3 separate regions of the Homo sapiens genome follow, and all the other regions are linked to region 1. The links are chromatin contacts, found by Hi-C or POLR2A ChIA-PET in ENCODE. All regions are on one chromosome and are shown on one strand. Each heading gives the region's core, a stretch centred on a gene start or an enhancer-like site at or near the end of the contact. The rest is flanking DNA. Distances are from core to core; before and after follow the strand shown. Region 1 holds the start of LINC02278 (long intergenic non-protein coding RNA 2278). Region 2 overlaps TBC1D1 (TBC1 domain family member 1). Region 3 has its middle 190 kb from the start of LINC02513.

Region 1 (2,907 bases), core at 206-2,705:
CCCAGGCCTGGGCTCCACCTCAGGTCTTGGCGGGAAGCCAGAGGTGCATGTCTATTGGCTAATGTCCACACTCCTGAAGTGGGTTATTATTACAATCCCTCACCTTAAACGCCTGCATTCTAAAGTCATGCTAAGGGTCTGACCCAAATGGAACACTGGAACACACACAGACACACGCACGCGCGCGCACACACACACACACTTTTCAAACCAAATGTTGCACTATTTCCTTTCTTTTGTCAGTGCTGAATCTATATTATTATTGTCAGCTGTTAACTCTACACTGATGATGCACTGTGGTCAGTTTCCCTCTCTAGCCTTCCAGCCAAGGTATCTTTTGGCTGCTATATGCTTAGAGGAGGCAAACTAATATGAATGTATTAGATTATGTAAAACATAATTAGGGAGGGAAATTTGCTGTAAAAGCATCCTATGTATTTATAGAACTCAGAGGAAATTATAAGCAATGTGGGGGGAGATTTCATGTTCTTTAGACTCACAGATAAACTCTAGGACCTAAGTGATTGGAACTATTTCCCTATCGCAATCAAATTATCCAGATAATTACCAAATATCTACTTTGCTATGCTACAGAGTCACAAACGCACATTGTCTCAATGGCACGGGAGTAAGCATCAGCTTCATTTCTAATAGGTGAAGTAGAAAAGGGGGCCGGGCGGAGGGGCTCATGTCTGTAATCCCAGCACTTTGGGAGGCCAAGGCGGGAGGATCACGAAGTCAGGAGATCGAGACCATCCTGGCTAACATGGTGAAACCCCGTCTCTACTAAAAATACAAAAAATGAGCCGGGCGTGGTGGCGGATTCCTGTAGTCCCAGCTACTCGGGAGGCTGAGGCAGGAGAATGGCGTGAACCCGGGAGGCGGAGCTTGCAGTGAGCTGAGATCGCGCCACTGCACTCCAGCCTGGGCAACAGAGCGAGACTCCGTCTCAAAAAAAAAAAAAGAAAAGAAAAGGGGTGCGCTGGGGTGGGGGGAGTATGGGAGTACACCTGGCCTTGGTAATTGACACTGTAAGGTGTCTTAACAACAATGATAACAACCATCTCAATAGAATTTGGGATGTGGTAGCAACAGTAAAAATTATATTAAACTGGGCCCCATGCCCAGACTATCAGCCTCAAATAAACAAAGTACAAGAAAAACACTTCAAGAGGGACTAACTTGTGAATCAAGGAAGCTAAATAAGCCAGAGACGTGCTCGCCGGAGGAGACAATGCTTTCACCTCCTTGAAAAAGCTTTTGCCCAACCTAATTAAAATGCCCCATCTAATTAAAAATCTAACCATAATCCCACTGACAGCCCCTAGCTCCACCCCTTACCATTGTCACGATGCTCAGTTGAGCCCCCTTAGCTGAAAAATTATTGAAATAGAGTGGATTTGAGTGCGCAGGCATAATTCCCAGCCTACCACAGAGTTGGAGGCAAAGACGCTTAGTGATTTGCACAGTGGTTGGTGGTGTCTCACTCAGCAATGATGTATGACACGGATGAGTGCAGAGCGGCCATCTGCTGTTGAGGAGGGTGACAGAAAAGTCTGTTCTACTGTGGCAGATGACTCTCCCAGTGCTGGGCAGCTGGCATAGAGTGGACAAAGTTGGACAGGGCAAGTGATGCCCAGCAACTCTCTGGGGCAATAACTCAAGGTCTTCTCCCTTCTGTGGCTATATTCATCCCTGTCTTCTTCACACACACACACACATGCATAATAGAGTTGATATGATAAAATACAATTTGGAACATGCAGAAGAGGGAAGAAGCACACGCCTACCCAAAGGGTTAAAGTTGCTGGTCTGGAGCATGAGATGTATCTCTGAGTTTCCTAGTAGCCTGGGCAAAAAGAGAAAACCTGATAAATCATATGGCACATGTTACCTGGGAAAAAAAGCAAAAACAGGTTCCTAGAAGAAATAAAGTTTTTCTTAACAACCTTTCTAAAATCTGGGGTTTTTTTTTTTTTGGTTTTGGTTTTTTTACTTTTGACTTAATAGAAGGGAGAAATTGAATTTCTCAGAGTGTGTATAACAAAATGTCAAACTGCTAGAGTGCTTGGCCTATTGATAGGGAGAAGACTAGAACATGGCTTGCTCAATCATTAATGAGAAACAGGTAGCATTCAGCAGTACCCTGGGACTGGCTGATTGGATCTTACCTCTTCAGAACTAATAGAACATGATTTTTACCTTTTTATTTTTGCATATCTGTATTTTCTGAAACTTCCACAGTGAACATGTATGACATTTGTCATGCAAATATAGCTGGTTCTGGACTGTGTGATGTGAGATCCTCACCCTTCCTTCCCCTGTTCTGTATTGTGGGAGGGGCTTGACCCCTCCCGGCTGCAGTTCTCAGGGCCCTGTGTTAGCTGGCTTCTAGCTGAGTTTGGCTAATGGGAGGCTCTGGTGGGAGTTTGATGAGCAGGAGGAAGGAAGACGTCAGGGTATTTTTCCCTCTCCCTCTGTCCTGGGGTAGTATCTCTGGCAGCTGCTCCCTCTCTTCCACGACTCCAGTTTGCACAGGAAGTCTGTCATGGTTCCAGCTTCCTCTGGGTAATCCCAGTCCCTGGGCTCTGCTAGCATCACCTCCTCCCTTTGTCCCTCCAGCCTAGGAGTGGCGGCAACTTCCTGCTGCTGCTGGTCTCTGGATTGCCTCACCATCCCTTGTTTGGCTTTTAAGTTTCTTTCATCTCATTGCATTAACTTTCCTCTGTTTTAAATATTCGGAATGATTTCTGTCTTCCTGGTTGGGCTCTGACACAAAGAGACAAAAATGTATTTGAAACAAAAATGAATGGGGCAAAAGAATCTAGAGGAACATGAGTTAGAGAAATAACCAAAAAAGCAGAAGACTTCACAGATCATGGCAGCACACACAAAGAAATGTCCAGT
Region 2 (2,907 bases), core at 197-2,696, 500 kb after region 1:
AAAATTAGACTGTGGTCATGGTCACACAACTCTGTGGATATACCAAAAAATAACCTCACAACATTGAATTGTACATTTTAAATGAACAAACTGTATAGGATGTGAATTATATCTCAATAAAGCTGTTTTTTAAACAAAACAAATCTATCCTTCTAAAAAAACTCCCTCCTCAGAGCTGATCCAACCCTTCCTTCCCTTGCAGGGCTGCCTGTTTACTGAAGCAGGCAATAGGGTACACAGAGGACCAGGGACCAGGATGAGGCAAATAGGCCCCCAGGGTGTAATCCTTAGGAGACACTCACTCTCAAGGTCCTGGAAGTTCAGGGTCCACACCTGCCAGGCCCTGAAAGTGAATGCCTCCTTACATTTTGCACCCTGGACACGTGCTGGCCTCACTCTAGTCCCAGCCCTGATTTTGAGGCTGCTCATGTTCATGTATGTCCACAAATTCTATCCACCTGGAAATATTTTCAAACTACTCGTCATTCACTTGCTTTAAACTCTTCAATGGCTCCCTGGTATAGGTTAAAATTCAAAGGTTAACAGATCAAGATCACTCACTTTGGACATTCTCCTGCAGGCACACAGGCACACACTCTAGAGTTAGACCAGCCCTAAGGAGGAATCTGCTGTCAGGTGCTGTAGCATCGTCATGGGTCAGCTGGTATCAGAACAGGAGGGCAGGGATTCAAATCCAGGCGATGTGACTCTAGCATCTCAGCATCCAAGCCCTCAGCCCTCTTCCCCTCAGCCCTCCTACCAAGCAGCACTGGCTCAGGTGCTATCTTGTGTCACCAATAACCTTAGCTCCAGCCCTCACACAGTGTTATGGACTGGCTGTTTAAACGCCGGAGGTTCACTAGGAAAAGCTCAGTCAGTGTTAACTCACAATTGTTAACAGGCACAAAAATAGCAAGTCGAGGTAAAATCTTGCCATTCACTGTGACTTCCTTGACTTTTGAAATGACAAGCCAAGAAGCACAATGGGGTGTGGGGGCGGCGCAGGGTGGGTGGGGTAGGGGGCGGATGGGGAGGTGATCAAGTATCTTTAACCATAGAAATCCATGAACAATCAGATTCTTGGCTTGCAATATTTTATCTTGAACCTGGTCTTTGTTCACCACAGAAAAGCAAAGTTATACAGAAAGTAAATTAAGAACAATCTTAAAAATCCACGTCTCTGCCAACTGAAGACAACTTTTTTCTTCCGTGTTTTGCCCATGCCCTAAAACCCTGTAGAAAAAGAAAAACATCTAGATTTCAGAAAGTAGCTCTCCATTCAAATAAGTTGCAAATGAGCAAGGAATATAAATATTATAGCAAGATCAAAAACAAAAACACGCAGGGAAAAAAAAAAAAACAAGCACACTTTTCCGGGATTGGAAAGAAACAAGGGCAATCAAGATGCGGGGAGCAACACTGCCACCAAGTGGTGACAGTTTCTCAAGTCACCCTCTGAGGTCCGAATTGAGGTCAACCCTCTCAACGTGGCAGCAATCAGAATCCTGAGGAGTCTAAAAAGAAAGAATTCAGGCCCAGACCCCATCCCCACACTCACTGACAGTGAGGGAGACAGCCAGGAAGGCATGTCTGGCCCATGTTTTAAAAAATCTCCCCAGGTGCTTTTGGTGCACAGATGTCACTATGCTTGTATTTTCCAGCAAAGTTTCACCTGCAGTTTATTCCACTTATCCACTAAAATTTCCTGCTGGTACGTAAATTATTGAAAACTATATATGACACATGTAAATCATGTTTCATGTAAAACATGTAAATCATGTTTCAAATCAGTTCCTAAGTTTTTCACAATAATATAAATTGGTCATCATAAAGATTCAGATTATATACTTCAGTTTAGGCATTACTGTTTATTACTGCTTACATCTCAATTGATATCTAATATCTAATCCACTAGACTTAATGTTACTATAAACTAGGCATATTGACATAGCTACATCCACAAGACAAAAAAAACTTTGAACTTAAGTTTCACTGGACTATTTCTTATACAATGGGTTTCAAATCAATAAATTATTCTTATCTATATTAGGCTTTTTTTTACAAGACATATAAAGTCTGAAAGCTTCTATTGTTGGTGAAATGCACAATATAATCTGAAATGCTTAAAGGAAAAGTATAAAACTAAATTTAATATTGTTCCCTAGCACATAGAGGTAAATAAAATGATTTTTCCCCGTTTCAAAGTTGGGAGTTGCCTTAAAAATTGTTTCTTAATAACAAAGGATTATCTTTTGCATAATACACCCAGAGAGAAAATTATGGAGATTATGTACTACCAGATATCTAGTCAGAAGTTGATTTTCAGCATTTTTTTTTTGTAGGCTTGACAATTAGGTTAGAGCCCACGGCTGAGAAAACAAACGCCCACACTGTGTCTCCTGTGCTCCATAAGAGATAAGGCCTTGCCTCCCTGGAAAACCAAAGGGCAGGAAAGACGCAAAGCACCATACATTTGGGTTCACCTGGCATATGGTCAAATCTTTCTTTAAACCTTACCATGTTTTTAATCACTGCATTTTCCCCATCACACTCACTCTTTGCTTCTTCAGACAGCACAACTCTTCTCAAAAAATATCCCTGATGACTCAGACTTATTTGAGACTTGAGAGACTCCTGGAGTCCATCACTAGAGACCCAGGGCAGCCTGACAGACAGGCCTAACCTAGGATGCATCAAAGATCTGGACTGGATTTCCCACGGTTGTTTATTCTAAGCCCTGCCTCCTCACAGTGGACCTGAAACATCAGCCTCACTGGGGAGCTTGTTAGAACTTCAGAACCCACCCGGACCTACTGCAACAGAGTCTGCCTTTTAACAAGATTTCCAGAAGACTCCAAGCACATCAAGTTTGTAAAACACCGCTCTAAACCATGATCTGAAGAAAGC
Region 3 (2,907 bases), core at 253-2,752, 390 kb after region 1:
CATCAGTGGCCTGCTCTGTAGTATATAAACAGTGTTGGGCCATCCCAATGCAAAGACCCAAGCGTTTCTTAGTGTAAAGAAAAAGGGAGACTTTTTCTCTCTTGATAAACTGGAATCTCACCTGGATATAGAACAGGATAATCCAATATAGAACAGGATAATCCATGTTTCCTTCTCTGCCTTTTGCTGCCTCCTTAAACTCTTTTTCAGCCTTACCATGGCTCTCAGGTAAAGTTCTTTTCTGCAAGCTCTAGACTTTCCTCTGAAATATGCTTTCACCATCTGGGCATCCTTACTCTTCCTGCAAGACCTGGCCCTCGTGTCAGCCTTCTCAACACTACCAGGCAGGGCTGAACACAGTACACACACTTCTGTTATTAAGCAGATTGTTTTTCTGGAATGATCTGCATATGTATCTATCTTCCTCACAAGACTGTGAGCCCAGGAGCACAGGAAATCCAGTCTTATTGGTTTTGGTACCCTCAGTACCTAGCACAGAGTCAGTGTGTAAAAACAAAGTTTCAGTGAGAGGATAAATCAATCCATGAATGAATGAACAAATACCTACAAAATGTGTTTTCCTAAAACATTCTTTGACTTTTTCAACAATGTGTGAGCCTCAGTAATAACGATTGACGGACAGAGCAGACAGACTCCCCCACCACCCCCAATGCCTTCATTTCCCAGATAAGGAAAGTGAGGTTGCAACAGACACCAGCGGCACCGAGCCCAGCAGCTCCCCTCAAGAGCCACACCCAGGCCAGCTGCCAGCCATGCCGCAGCTGTGTTCTGAGAACATGTAGCACCCCCACGTCACTTGGCAGGTATTGCCACAGGCGTGCCACGTCGCCTTGCTTTTCCTTTTCCCTCCTTTTGCTGCTCCCTGGTTTAGGGTCCCCGTCACCTGTGCTCAGAGCACACAGTAGGGAGACAAGTGATTGGGGGGATTCACAGGAGAGAAAGTATGGTGGCTGGGAGATCCTCACTGTATCCCTAGCAAGGTCTGGAAACCTCAATCTTCATGATCCTTTGTCATTAACCATACTAAGGGTCCCCATTACTATGGGAACTTGGTTAATTCCCATTAACCAAGTAATGGGAAACCTGTTGACTCTTTCAACTTATTTCAACATCAGGATACAGAGAGCTGAAGTTCATGCCCAGAAATGCATCACCCATGAACCTAAACAGCTAGTTTTACTCTGCCTCCTCTCACTTGAATTAGTCTGATAAAAACCTCAGGGCGGCTGCTCCAAGCTCTGCTTGTCCCAAACCCATTTCAGAAACTGGAACGTGAGCTGGGCAGAGGGAAGGACTAACCCCCTGCTATTGTTCCGGCTTTGGAGAAAAGACCTACAAGGAAACTCTCAGCCCAATGCAGCTGTGGTGGTTGCTGAATCGTCAGACTTGCCACAAGCAAGATAAAAACTTTAAACAACAAAGGACTTTTCCGTGTTCTGCTGCACGCGGTTTCTTGTTCTGTTTTGGTTTCTCCTGGTGGTGTGGCCTGGCCTGCAGGGTTTCCTGACACTCTGCCCACCGCAGTCAGGAAGGTGCAGAAGCAACGGAACCCCTCACACTGCTTCTCAGTGGCTCTCCTTAACAGGCAAAGGAAACAATTTTTTTAATACAGGTAAATCCAGAAAGGACCTAAGGCTTTGATTCATTGGGGTTTGGTTTTGTTTTTATTTTTATTTTTATTTATTTATTTATTTATTTTATTTTATTTTGAGACAGAGTCTTGCTCTGTCGCCCAGGCTGGTGTGCAGTGGCGCGATCTCGGCTCACTGTGAGCTCCGCCTCCCGGGTTCACACCATTCTCCTGCCTCAGCCTCCCGAGTAGCTGGGACTGCAGGCACCGGCCACCATGCCCGGCTAATTTTTTGTACTTATTTTAGTAGAGACGGGGTTTCACCGTGTTAGCCAGGATGGTCTCGATCTCCTGACCTCGTGATCTGCCCGCCTCGGCCTCCCAAAGTGCTGGGATTACAGGGGTGAGCCACCACGCCCGGCCTATTTTTATTTATTTTAGAGACAGGGTCTTACTCTGTCATCCAGGCTAGGGTGCAGGAACACCGTTGTAGCTCACTGTAGCCTCCAACTCCTGACCTCAAGGGATCCTCCCGCCTTGGCCTTCCAAAGAGCTGAGATTACAGGAGCGAGCCACGGCACCCAGCCTGATTCGTTGTTTGTGAGCAGCAATTTGACCTTCTCTTGTCCACGCCTCAGAATTTAGGTCTCTCCTCTGAGGAACACAAAAACCCACATAGGAAGAGAGAGGAATATTTCAAATTTAGAGCTGAGAAAAGGGAAGTCCCTTTACTCTTCATCCTCAAATGTTTACCCAGTTCATGTGTCTCCCCTCTTCCAGATATCTAGTAGAAATGGGCCACTTGGCCCTGATCACGTGGTTTTCTGTTCTATGTATCTCTTTTCTGTCACCCCAGATTTTAGATATTTCTGTTTCCTTTTGTACCTATTAAGTACAAAATAGATACTGATTAATTGATAATAGCCACCGAAGTCTAAAGCCAAATTAGAGCCATTTTTATTATATAAAAATATAAAGCATTTATAGGCCGAGCGTGGTGGCTCATGCCTATAATCCCAGCACTTCAGGAGGCTAAGGCGGATCATTTGAGCCCAGCCTCGGCAACAAGGTGAAATCCTATGTCTACAAAAAAAGACAAAAAATTATCCAGGCATCATAGTGCACACTTGTAGTTCCAGCTACTCAGGAGGCTGAGGTGGGAGGATCAGCTGAGCCCCGGAGGTCAAGGCAGCAGTGAGCCATGGTTATGCCACTGCACTCTAGCCTGGGCAACAGAATAAGACCCTATCTCAAAAAACTAAAAAAATTATAAAACATTACTACAAGCCAGACCCTTTATTTTACATTTAATCCTC

Evidence for each region. A loop is a pair of places that touch in the nucleus more often than their neighbours do. ChIA-PET counts read pairs that join two places held with the same protein, here RNA polymerase II (POLR2A). Pooled maps may share reads with other maps.
Region 2: a loop to region 1 is called in a map of mammary epithelial cell, with 3 times the contacts of the local background. The contact joins the enhancer-like site here to the promoter of LINC02278 in region 1. A Hi-C loop is called at or near these places in 1 of 168 maps with a recorded cell type or tissue (mammary epithelial cell) and 4 of 50 pooled maps. POLR2A ChIA-PET finds 5 or more read pairs at or near these places in 1 of 52 experiments (BJ).
Region 3: a loop to region 1 is called in a pooled map, with 12 times the contacts of the local background. The contact joins the enhancer-like site here to the promoter of LINC02278 in region 1. A Hi-C loop is called at or near these places in 3 of 168 maps with a recorded cell type or tissue (dorsolateral prefrontal cortex, mammary epithelial cell and psoas muscle), 1 of 37 single-sample maps with no recorded cell type and 10 of 50 pooled maps. POLR2A ChIA-PET finds 5 or more read pairs at or near these places in 1 of 52 experiments (activated T-cell).

Annotation. Positions count from the first base shown.
Region 1 is chr4:38,562,551-38,565,457 of GRCh38, reverse strand. It overlaps LINC02278 (long intergenic non-protein coding RNA 2278), which reads right to left and starts at 1,455. Exons shown (of 3, transcript NR_146991.1): 1 at 1,342-1,455.
Region 2 is chr4:38,060,722-38,063,628 of GRCh38, reverse strand. All of the region lies in intron 14 of TBC1D1 (TBC1 domain family member 1), which reads right to left. Among named protein-coding and RNA genes, the nearest start is that of PTTG2, 100 kb to the right of the region's middle. Within about 2 kb of position 1,446, at least 12 of the 41 ENCODE cell types and tissues checked have a DNase peak (open chromatin) inside an H3K27ac peak, as active enhancers do.
Region 3 is chr4:38,175,691-38,178,597 of GRCh38, reverse strand. No RefSeq gene overlaps it. Among named protein-coding and RNA genes, the nearest start is that of LINC02513, 190 kb to the left of the region's middle. RefSeq lists an enhancer at 765-1,034. Within about 2 kb of position 1,502, at least 22 of the 41 ENCODE cell types and tissues checked have a DNase peak (open chromatin) inside an H3K27ac peak, as active enhancers do; they include dorsolateral prefrontal cortex, where a contact is called at or near this core.